Regions from separate parts of the Homo sapiens genome. Here all the other regions are linked to region 1. The links are chromatin contacts, found by Hi-C or POLR2A ChIA-PET in ENCODE. All regions are on one chromosome and are shown on one strand. Each heading gives the region's core, a stretch centred on a gene start or an enhancer-like site at or near the end of the contact. The rest is flanking DNA. Distances are from core to core; before and after follow the strand shown.

Region 1 (2,734 bases), core at 27-2,526:
TTTGGGAGGCCAAGGCAGGCGGATCACTTGAGATCAGGAGTTCAAGACCAGCCTGGCCAACATGGTGAAACCCCGTTTCTACTAAAAATACAAAAATTAGCGGGGCGTGGTGGCGGGCAGCTGTAATCCTAGCTACTCAGGAGGGTGAGGCACGAGAATCGCTTGAACCAGGGAGGCGGAGGTTGCAGTGAGCCGAGATCACTCCACTGCACTCCAGCCTGGGCGACAGAGCGAGACTCTTGTCTGAAAAAAAAAAAGAAAGAAAAGAAAAGAAAAAAGAAAACAAGGTGGAGGTACAACTTACAACTTATAGTGTGCTCATCTACAGAGCACGGCAATGGATAAGACACTGCCTGGGAGTCATGACAATTAGGTGTTGGTCGAGTTTGCCATTAAATGGTTACCTGGTGTTGAGTAGGTTTCTCCAACTCGGTGGACCTCAGTTTCCTTCTCTGTAAAATGAGGAGAATGCGCTTGACTAGCTGCTCTCAAACCCCTCTTCCAGCTTTACTATGCTGAGATGTCAAGCTACCCACTATCAACACACTCACTCTCACAACTGAGTCGTGTGAAAAGCGTGGCGAGGGCTTACCAGTCATGGCCCTCACCCCCTCTGTGGTCCTAGCTCAAGGCCCAAAGGGGGTTCCTCCCTCATGTTCCCCCTCTAGATGTCCCCAACTCGGGATGGAGAAAGGTGCTCCCAGCCGTGATCGCGCCACCTCACTCAAGCCCAAGCGACGGAGCAAGACCCTATCTCAAGAGAGAGAAAGAAGGGTGCTCCCATTCCTGCAAGTCCCACAATTCTCCTACTCCCTCCTTCTCTCACCCGAGGGTCAGGGTGTTCATTTACCCCAACCCTATCTTTTCTCTAAGGCTCCAGCTGACACCGACTCCCATAGACACTCGGATTTCCTCAGACCCCGAGGGACTCCTGACTTTCTTTCCCTGAGCCCTTGAGGAGCGCGCGCCGTGCCTCCGGAGCAGTCTCCGCGGCTCCAGGCTATGGCCTCCCTGAGCCCCAAAAGAAGAGACGGTTCCGATGCGCTGCAAAGAACTATCCCAGGTGACAGCCGGCTTCGCCCCAACTTCAACCCTTCCCGCCGCCTTCCCTCGGATACCTTCCCACCTCCCCGAGGGGCGAGTTTGCTAGACGTGGGAACGTGATCTACCTGAGCAGGCCGAGCCTTCAACCTCGGAGAACTAGACGAGAAGATAAAGATTCCCTTCCCAAATTCTCGCAATTTGCGACCGCGGGGCTCCTAGTCCAAACAGGAAGCGGCAATAGCCTGGGTCGCAGGGGCCGGCGGGAGTTGGAGTTCTGAATGCGCCAAGCCCGCGGTCGCTGTCAAACCTCTCGCCGCTACGGACTACAACTCCCAGAGGGCTCTGCGACGGCCAGCACGCCCATCACCGCAGGGCCCAGCCCCGAGGCTTCAGGAGGCTGGGCAGCCGGCGCGCCCAGGTGGGCGAGTCCAGTCGGAACTGCAGCCCCGAGTTTGCTCCAGTTCCTTGTCCCGGCTGGAGGCTGGGAGGGGTAGTAGAAGGAATGCAATCTCTTGCCATTCATAGAGCCCCGGAGGCCACGTGAGAAAACGCTGATGCGGCACCTCCATCGAGGGATCACCCCTCTTTTGGGCTTTCCTGGCGCGTGTTGTATGATCTGGTTACGTCCTTGGACCCTACAGACACAAAGGGAAGCTGGTTTGAAAAAACTGTTGAGTTGGCATGCTCCCTCCGTCGTCTAGATATTTGGGTTTGTTTTTTAAAAATGTGTTTGCAAATTAGTCTCTAGGCTAAAAGGGGCTTTAGAAGGATTTTAGAGGCCCACCCCACATACCCAGCAATTTTCCCCAAAACCTCCCCAAGTAAACATACAGTCTAAGTAAAATTAATGTGCTTGTTATGAAAATCAGTTCAAGGTCAGTCCCTGAAAAGCATATGGCCACCCTAAGCTCTTCTTACAAAGGAAGCCAGTGGCTCTTTTTGTTTCTTTTTCTTTTTTCTGTTTAAACCAGAAGAAACAGTGTCTGTAATGCCAGAAAAAAAACTAAAAATTTAGACCGGCTCCGTGGCTTATGCCTGTAATCTCACCATTTTGAGAGGCTGAGGTGGGAGAATCACTTGAGGCCAGGAGTTGGAGACCAGTCTGGGCAACATAGGGAGACCCCATTTCTACAAAAGAATTTAAAAAATTAACTGGGCAGGGTGGCACCTGCCTGTAGTCAAGCTTACTTGGGATGCTGAGGCAGGAGGATCATTTGAGGCCAGGAGTTAAGGCTGCAGTGAGCTATGATGGTGCCACTGCACTGCAGCCTGGGTGACAGAGCAAGACCCTGTCTCAAAAACAAAACGAAACAAAACAAAAAACCTAAACTTGAAAATTCAAATTTAGGCTGGGTGCGATGGCTCACACCTGTAATTGCAGCACTTTGGGAGGCTGAGGAGGGCAGATCACAAGGTCAGGAGTTTGAGACCAGCCTGACCAACATGGTGAAACCCGTCTCTGCTAAAAATACAAAAATTAGCCAGGCGTGGTGGTGTGCACCTGTAATCCCAGCTACTCTGGAGGCTGAGGCAGGAGAATCGCTTGAATCCGGTAGGCGGAGGTTGCAATGAGCTAAGATTGTGCCACTGCACTCCAGCATGGGCGACAGAGCGAGACTCAGTCTCTAAAATAAAATAAAATAAAAATTCAAATTTAACAAATAGCTAACATTGAATGCCAAGAATTTTA
Region 2 (2,700 bases), core at 11-2,510, 270 kb after region 1:
CCAAGTTAAAAGCACACCATAAGACTTGGTATTTCCACTCCAAAGAGCGTACTCCCCAAAATAAAAACATATGCCCACAATAAGACTTATACTCAAATGTTCACAGCAGCTTCATTCATAAGTCCCAAACTGGAAACAATCCAAATGTCCACCAACTGCTGAATGTATAAACATACATTCAAACAATGGTAGAGACATATAATAGAATACTACTCAGCAAACAAAAAAAAAAGAGTATGAACTGGTGATACATGCAGTAGTATGAATGAATCTCAAAAGCATTACACTGAATAAACGAAGCCAGACACAACAGGTTATACATTGTATAACTCTATTTACAGGAAATTCTTTTTTTTTTTAAGAGATGGGGGTCTCACTATGTTGCCCAGGCTGTCTCAAACTCCTGGGCTCGAGCAATCCTCCTGCCTCAGCCTCCCAAAGCACTGGGATTACAGGCATGTGCCTCAGAAATTCTTGATACGGCAAAACTAAGGTGACAGAAAGCAGATCCAGGGTTGCCTAGGGCTGAGGTAGAGAAGGCACACGTAAAAGGGCATAAAGGAAATCTGGGGTGATAAAAATACTCTATGACTTGATTGTGGTGGTGACTATAAGACTCTATACATTTGGCAGGACGCGATGGCTCACGCCTGTAATCCCAGCACTTTGGGAGGCCGAGGTGGGCAGATCACTTGAGGTCAGGAGTTCGAGACGAGCCTGGCCAACATGGTGAAACCCCATCTCTATTAAAAATACAAAAAGTAGCTTGGCGTGGTGGCGGGTGTCTGTGATGCCAGCTACTCGGGAGGCTGAGGCAGGAGAACTGTTTGAACCCGTGAAACAGAGGTTGCAGTAAGCCCAGATCATGCCACTGGACTCCAGCATGGGCAACAGAGCGAGACCCCGACACACACAGACACACACACACACACACACGCCAGGTGTGGTGGTGTATGCCTGCAGTCCCAGCTACTCATGAGGCTTGAGGCAGGAGAGCTGTTTGAACCCGGAAGGCAGGGGCTGCAGTGAGCTGAGATGGCACCACTGCACTCCAGCCTGGGCAACAAAGCGAAATTCTATTTAAAAAAAAAAAAAGACTACATTTGTCAAAATTCACTGAATTCTGTGTCAACTGTTTCAAAGGCACTGAGATTTTACCTTACTTTCAAGCTAACAAGTCAGCCTACCACAGTGTCATGGATACTGGCAAAAGGCATGACATTTTTGCGTCAGAAGCAAAGGACTGTATTACTCATAACAGTAGTCAGAGTATCAGCATTTTCTTGCGCCAGCTGCTTGAGTCCCAACTGTCACAGGGCATTGTGAAGTCAGATGACACCTGAACAGGCTGCTTCACAGGAAAGAAAGACAGATCTTAAGTAACCCTAAACTTGAAAAATATGCAGGAAGCATGTCTGCCATTTACTCTAGAGGGAGACATTATCTGTATCTTTGAAGACTGTAAGTAAGCCTGTCCTTTGCTCCACGGCTCTGAGAGTCTACCTTCCAACATTCTTTAAAAGGTAAGTTGGCTGGGCATGGTGGCTCACGCCTATAATCCCAGCACTTTGGGAGGCTGAGGCGAGTGAATCATGAGGTCAGGAGTTCAAGACCAGCCTGACCAACATGGTGAAACCCTGTCCCTAATAAAAATACAAAAATTAGCCAGGCGTGGTGGCGGCCGCCTGTAATCCCAGCTACTCAGGAGGCTGAGGCAGAGAACTGCTTGAACCTGGGAGGCGGAGGCTGCAGTGAGCCGAGGTCACACCACTGCACTCCAGCCTAGGTGACAGAGCGAGACTCCGTCTCAAAACAAAGTTCAGAAAAAAGGCAGCCATCAGGGTTTTTGCTGATAAGAAACGCAGAAATGTTAGACTCATGGGTTTCCTATCAAGTTGTAACTAAAAAATGGTGAATTTTATTGTTTATAAATTAGACCTTAAAACAAACAAAATCTGCCCAGATAAGGTATAACCAAAAGAAACGAGTGCTTAATACCTCCAAAGACATCTACAAGAATGTTTACAGAAGTTTTATTCAAAATAGATGAAAAATAAAATCAACCAAATATCTATTAACACTAGGATAAATTATGGTATATTCAAGTAATTGAATCACAGCAATGAAAAATAACAACAGATACATGCATCATGGATGAATCTCATATATAATACAGAATGAAAGAAATCAGACAGGTTGGGTGCAGTGGCCCACACCTGTCATATCAGCACTTTGGGAGGCTGAGGGGGAAGAATTGCTTGAGGCCAGGAGTTAAGAGGCCAGCCTGCACAAAATAGTGAGACCCTGACTCTACAAAAAAATTTTAAAAGAGAAAAAAGGCAAGAAAGTACGCTCTGCATGATTTATTTTACAGAAGTTCAAAAAGAGGCAAAAGTCTACGGTGTTTGGTGACAGAGGTCAGAGCAGTTGTTTTTTGTGAGGAAGGGTATAAAAGGGGACATTCTGGGTGCTGAGCATGTTCTGTATCTTGATCTGGACAGTGATAAATTCACTGAGCTGTACACTTATGAGTTCTGTTTTGCAGTATGTAACAAAAGGTAAACAAACCAAAAATTATCCCAATACCATTCTTACATATTAGTGTTGGCAAAAATATAAAAACCCAAAAAGTATCAACAGGGTGTTGTGAGACTAAGCAACGAAAGTATCGTCACACACTACAGGTTATAGTGTAAATTG
Region 3 (2,700 bases), core at 55-2,554, 300 kb after region 1:
CCAATCTGAAAACAAAACTTCTGCACAAGCGTTAGTGTCCTTAACCAGAGCTGCTTGCCCAACACAGTCCACACCATTAAGATTCTCTACTGCAAACAGGGCTTTCGATCCTTCCCTTTTACAGTGAATTCACACTCAGTTTGACCCCAGCTCTCCAAAGCTTTCTATCTGATCTTGTTTTCTGTTTTCAATTTTCATAAGCATGTCAGATTCCTTTCTTGAATGTGAAGGGGAGGAAAAGAATCATTATATAGGCCGGGCGCGGTGGCTCACGCCTGTAATACCAGCACTTTGGGAGGCCGAGGCGGTCGGATCACCTGAGGTCAGGAGTTCGAGACTGGCCTAGCCAACATGGTGAAACCCAGTCTCTACTAAAAATACAAAAAAATTAGCTGGGCGTGGTGGCGGGCACCTGTAGTCTCAGCTACTTGGGAGGCTGAGGCAGGAGAATCACTTGAGCCAGAGAGGCATAGGTTGCAGTGAGCCATGATCACACTGTTGCACTCCAGCCTGAGCAACAAGAGCGAAACTCCATCTCAAAAAAAAAATCATTATATAAAGTCAAATATGGATACCTTTTGTTTGAATAAACATGAGAGATTAGGGCAAACACTCAGGTTAAATAGGATATGACTACTGCTTAGGGTTAAAGCATGACAATAAATATTTTTAGACAACTAACTGAAAGACAGGTCTGTCCTCTCATTTTCCTGAGACCCATATACATACTTGAACATTAAGCAACGGGTCCTGGAGAGGGAGGTAAGAAGTATTTCACATTTCTACAATTTTGCTGAAATAATCTTACATGTAGAACATACACATCATGCTTTTATTTGGAAAACCTCATTCCACATGGAGGGCATTTGGGCTGTGACGGGGTGGGCAGATGACTAAGTCGGAGTCAGAACATCTCTATTTGAGCTCTGTAACTTCCTGACTATGCAGCCTTTGGCAAATCACATAATCATTCTGAATTTCACTTTCCTAATCAGTAAAATGTGACTAACAACAGCTGTCCCTGACTACTGCAGAAGGATAGTATGAGGGCCAAATGGGAGAAGAGATGGGAAAGGGCTTTCTAAACTGTAAAGTGCTGGGCAGATGTTAAGAGTTAATGTCAACTCTTGGAGAACATCCTAGCTTTGTGTATTACTATGAGTGAGAAGGTGGCAGGCTGCGGAGGTGGTGGTGGTGTGCTAAGGAGGATACTGGCAGTTTTTATATTCAGATGCTAAATCACAGCTGTTGGGCAGGCAGAAAGCCAGGGCAAAGCCTGCTCTCTCTAGCTGCACCTGAAACCCCAGTTTCCTCTACACTATTCACTAACTGCCCTGCCTATGAGCAGGGAAGTGTAAGGCCCTTCACCTCCCACAATCACAAGCAGGAGGGAAGAAGCCAGCACTGAGCCACAGAAAGGCTGAGTCACTAATAAAAACTACCATTTATCAAATGCTTACTATGTGTCAGGCAAGATGCTAAGCATTTTACATATATGATCTTATCTATTTCTCATATCAGCAAATAAAGCTGGTCTGATTATTATCCCCATTTTACAGATGAGGAAAGTGAGAGTCAGAGAAGTCAAATGACTTGCCTACGATTGTAATTAGACAGGAGTCTCTACCAAGAGTCAAATCCAGGAGATCTGATTGTAAAACCCACATCCTCAAACACTAAGCTATACTGCAACTTCTGGTTGCAACCTCACATGCTCAGCTTCCTGCCACCAAACACAACTCCATTGGTGGTATCCAGTTCCAAAGAGAGCAAATACAGAAAAGGACTTTGGGCGCTGATGCTGGCCGGGCAACTCCATTTCCTACTCACCACGCAGACCTCCCTTAGTACAATAATGTCCTAACTTGAGGAGTGACCAGGCATTTACCTGGTAACCTGTATCTTCTCAATGGGGAAAGAAAAGGAGAGCAAAATATGTTTGTGCCTCGAGTGTCTGGCTAATAGTTGTCATAAAGTTGTTTAACTCTAGTTAGGCCACAGCAGAATTAGAGTTATAATTTATTTTTTTTTTTGAGACAGAGTCTTGCTCTGTCTCCCAGGCTGGAGTACAGTGGCTCAGTCTCGGCTCACTGCAAGCTCTGCCGCCCGGGTTCACACCATTCTCCTGCCTCAGCCTCCCGAGTAGCTGGGACTACAGGCGCCCACCGCCACGCCCAGCTAATTTTTTGTATTTTTAGTAGAGACGGGGTTTCACCACGTTAGCCAGGATGGTCTTGATCTCCTGACCTCGTGATCCGCCCGCCTTGGCCTCCCAAAGTGCTGGGATTACAGGAGTGAGCCACTGCACCTGGCCAGAATTAGAGTTATAATTAAGGCAGGACGTGCCAAGGTGATCACAGCCAAAGGTCCCACTGTGACCTGGGAATGCGGTTGTTGTTAGCAGCGGCAACAACTGGTACTTCACCCAATCCCTCATTTCCATAGATCAACACAATCTCCATCTATAGCAAACATTTACTTAGCATCTGTGGAGTGCCATGCTCAACGTCAGGTGCCAGGAACATACACATGATAAGGCACTTTGACATGAGAAAAAGCAGTAGAAGGAAGTATATAATAATAACAGATTGGTGCTTCAGAAAGTACATGAAATTGAATTCTGAAGAGGAGGTGATATGGTTTGGCTGTGTCTCCACCCAAACCTTATCTTGATTTGTAGCTCCCATAATTCCCATGTGC
Region 4 (2,764 bases), core at 259-2,758, 370 kb before region 1:
TAATTCTTTATGTTTAATGTAAGTGTTTATATAAAACTATAAAATTTCACTCAGTACTGCTTAAAATGCATCCTGTAAACTGATATTACTGTGTTTCATTTTCATTTAATCCACTTTTTCATTTCTCTTTTGGTTCCCTTGTATGTTGTTTACTTTTCAAACGTGATTTTCCATATACTTAGCCATTTGTTATTTCTAACTTAATTTGTGATTAGAGAAGATACTTCGTGAAATTTCAGTAGTTTAATTTAATGATTGATATGGTTGGATTTATATTTGCCTTTTGTTGTTCGTTTTGGGGGTCTTTTGGTATATTTCTCATGTTTTTTTTTTGATCCTTATTTTTCCTCCATTGCCTTCTATTTTGTTTAACAAATATCTTTTAGTGTACCATTTTAATTTCTCTTGACTTTTTAGCTTTCTTTGAGTTAGTTTTTAGTGGTTATTTTGGGGCTTACAGTATGCATGTTTAACTAAATCACAGTCACAATTTATGGAAAATATTGAAAACTTGCCCTAGTATTTTCTTCTCATTTTTGTACTATTTAATACTGTCATATATTTCAACTACATATGCTATAAATCTAATAATACAGTATCTGTAATACAGTATAATCATTGCTTTAAATTGTGTTTTCTAAAAATATTAAGTGATAAAAATTTTATATATACCTTTACATACATAGTCTTAATTGTTCTGTTTTATGGTATTGCTTCCTTTTAGTTTGAAAGGTTTTTAATAAATATTTCTTACAGAGTAGTTTTATTTTGCTTTCATTTTTGAAGGACGGTGTCACTGGATATAGAGTTCCTGGTTGACCGATTTTTTTTCCCCTTCAACTCCAGATACATCATTCTACTGATATCATTTCATTCTACTCCATTGTTTCTGATGAGAAGTCAGCCTTAATTATGTTGTTCTCTTATGTATTGAGTTTTTCTGTTGTGGTTTTTCAAAGACTCTCTTTGCCTTTGTCATTTAGCAGTTTAACTATGATGTTTCTAGGTATGGTTCTTTTTTGCTTTTTCATGCTGTGTTAATTGAGCTTCTTGGATCTCTAATGTCTTTTAAACAAATGAAGTTTTTTATTGTTTTTTTTTTCCTACCTCTTTCTTATTTTGGAATTTCCTTTGAGATACTTGAGGATGTCTTGCAGATACCTGAGTGTCTCTTATTTTTCTATTTATTTTTCTCTTTAGATTTGATAATTTCTCTCAATTTATCTTCATGTTCATTGATAACAGTCATCACAAATCTGCTTATGGGCCCATCTAGAGAATTTTTTCTTTTGATTGTTAATCTGTAGACTTTCTTTTTCTTTTTTTTTTTTTTTTTTTTTTGAGACACAGTCTCACTCTGTCACCCAGGCTGGAGTACAATGACGTGATGTTGGCTCACTGCAGCCTCCACCTCCTGGATTCAAGCAGTTCTCCTTCTTCAGCCTGCCAAGTAGCTGGGATTACAAATGTACACCACCATACCTGACTAATTTTTGTATTTTTAGTAGAGACAGGGTTTCCCCATTTTGGCCAAGGCTGGTCTCGAACTCTTGGCGTCATGTGATCCACCCACCTCAGCCTCCCTAAATGCTAGGATTATAGGTGTGAGCCACTGCGCCCGGCCTAATCTGTAGACTTTCCATTTGATTATGTTGTTAATAGTTTTGGTTCCTTTTTGAGACAGTCAGTTTCTTGTGACTGCTTCTTTTTTCCTACATATGGTCATACTTTCCTGTTTGTTTTTATATCTTGCAATTTTTTTCTTGAAAAGTTTAGATAATGTATGTAGCATTTCTGTATTTTCTTTTTGTGTATGTTTCTTGTAATTCATATTTGATGTTTGGACAACTTCTGATTTTTTAAAAATTGCTTATTTCACTGGCTGGGATGAATGTTATTTTTATTTCCCCAAATACATTATAATAAGCCTATTCTGGGCAGGAGCTGAATCTTAAATAAGGAGGATCTACTACAATGTTAAGTTTAATGCTATCTGTCTATATTTAAAGAAAAACAAAACTGCTCTATTGTGTTCTGTTAATAGCTATGAAAGAAATTTTCCATAATCAGAACCTACCATAATTTTCAGAGGACTGACTTGTTAACTGTTACATGTGGGAAAAGAATACATATAGATTAACTTATTTGTGAAACTTGAGGAGGAAACACTTCATTTTCCAGGGGCTATAAGCACTTGATCATCTGTATATGTGTGAACTCACAGACAGAGGCTCTGAATTTTGGAAGCCCGTCTTAGAACCAAAGGTGTTTTCCTTGCAAGAAATAGGTAACTGTTAGTAATCTATTGCTATTAGTGACTAAGTTGCATTAACTCTGAGTGACCGGAGTTAAAATGATTTTAGATCACTCTATTTCATATTTATTATAATTATTAGTATAATAGATATGGTGTTACTGTTCTTCAGAGTCCATTCAAGATAAATAATTAGGGAAAATTTGGACACAATTTAAATATTAACAGAATTTTTAAAGTCATAATTTAAAGGAAAAGTTGTATGATTATTTGTTTTCACATTTGTAGGTATGCCATTGCATTGGCCTTAAGGGAAAAGCAGCGTGTAATATTTACCAGCCCAATTAAGGCTCTGAGTAACCAAAAATACCGTGAAATGTATGAAGAATTTCAAGATGTTGGTTTGATGACTGGTGATGTTACTATTAATCCTACGGCATCTTGTCTTGTTATGACCACAGAGGTAATTCATGTAGTGCCTCATCTGACTTTTCGTTTTTAATTAAATTA

The links. Hi-C counts contacts between places; a loop is a spot of excess contacts on that map. ChIA-PET counts read pairs that join two places held with the same protein, here RNA polymerase II (POLR2A). Pooled maps may share reads with other maps.
Region 2: a map of prostate gland shows a loop between it and region 1 (4-fold over the local background). The contact joins the enhancer-like site here to the promoter of SLC38A9 in region 1. A Hi-C loop is called at or near these places in 1 of 168 maps with a recorded cell type or tissue (prostate gland) and 6 of 50 pooled maps. POLR2A ChIA-PET finds 5 or more read pairs at or near these places in 2 of 52 experiments (activated CD4-positive, alpha-beta T cell and naive thymus-derived CD8-positive, alpha-beta T cell).
Region 3: a pooled map shows a loop between it and region 1 (4-fold over the local background). The contact joins the enhancer-like site here to the promoter of SLC38A9 in region 1. A Hi-C loop is called at or near these places in 3 of 50 pooled maps. POLR2A ChIA-PET finds 5 or more read pairs at or near these places in 2 of 52 experiments (CD8-positive, alpha-beta memory T cell and T-cell).
Region 4: a loop to region 1 is called in a map of right lobe of liver, with 4 times the contacts of the local background. The contact joins the enhancer-like site here to the promoter of SLC38A9 in region 1. A Hi-C loop is called at or near these places in 6 of 168 maps with a recorded cell type or tissue (Right ventricle myocardium superior, body of pancreas, colonic mucosa and 3 more) and 7 of 50 pooled maps. POLR2A ChIA-PET finds 5 or more read pairs at or near these places in 3 of 52 experiments (GM10248, endothelial cell of umbilical vein and naive thymus-derived CD8-positive, alpha-beta T cell).

Annotation. Positions count from the first base shown.
Region 1 is chr5:55,711,048-55,713,781 of GRCh38, forward strand. It overlaps SLC38A9 (solute carrier family 38 member 9), which reads right to left and starts at 1,277. Exons shown (of 16, transcript NM_173514.4): 1 at 1,170-1,277; 2 at 405-452. RefSeq lists enhancers at 725-804, 1,375-1,424, 1,515-1,704, 1,540-2,183.
Region 2 is chr5:55,976,916-55,979,615 of GRCh38, forward strand. All of the region lies in intron 2 of IL6ST (interleukin 6 cytokine family signal transducer), which reads right to left. Among named protein-coding and RNA genes, the nearest start is that of IL6ST, 17 kb to the right of the region's middle. Within about 2 kb of position 1,261, at least 5 of the 41 ENCODE cell types and tissues checked have a DNase peak (open chromatin) inside an H3K27ac peak, as active enhancers do.
Region 3 is chr5:56,011,112-56,013,811 of GRCh38, forward strand. No RefSeq gene overlaps it. Among named protein-coding and RNA genes, the nearest start is that of IL6ST-DT, 17 kb to the left of the region's middle. RefSeq lists enhancers at 874-943, 1,094-1,223 and a silencer at 1,354-1,403. Within about 2 kb of position 1,305, at least 13 of the 41 ENCODE cell types and tissues checked have a DNase peak (open chromatin) inside an H3K27ac peak, as active enhancers do.
Region 4 is chr5:55,337,468-55,340,231 of GRCh38, forward strand. It overlaps MTREX (Mtr4 exosome RNA helicase), which reads left to right. Exons shown (of 27, transcript NM_015360.5): 6 at 2,543-2,717. The region is part of intron 1 of LOC124900979 (a long non-coding RNA gene); the gene reads right to left. Among named protein-coding and RNA genes, the nearest start is that of MTREX, 31 kb to the left of the region's middle. Within about 2 kb of position 1,509, at least 3 of the 41 ENCODE cell types and tissues checked have a DNase peak (open chromatin) inside an H3K27ac peak, as active enhancers do.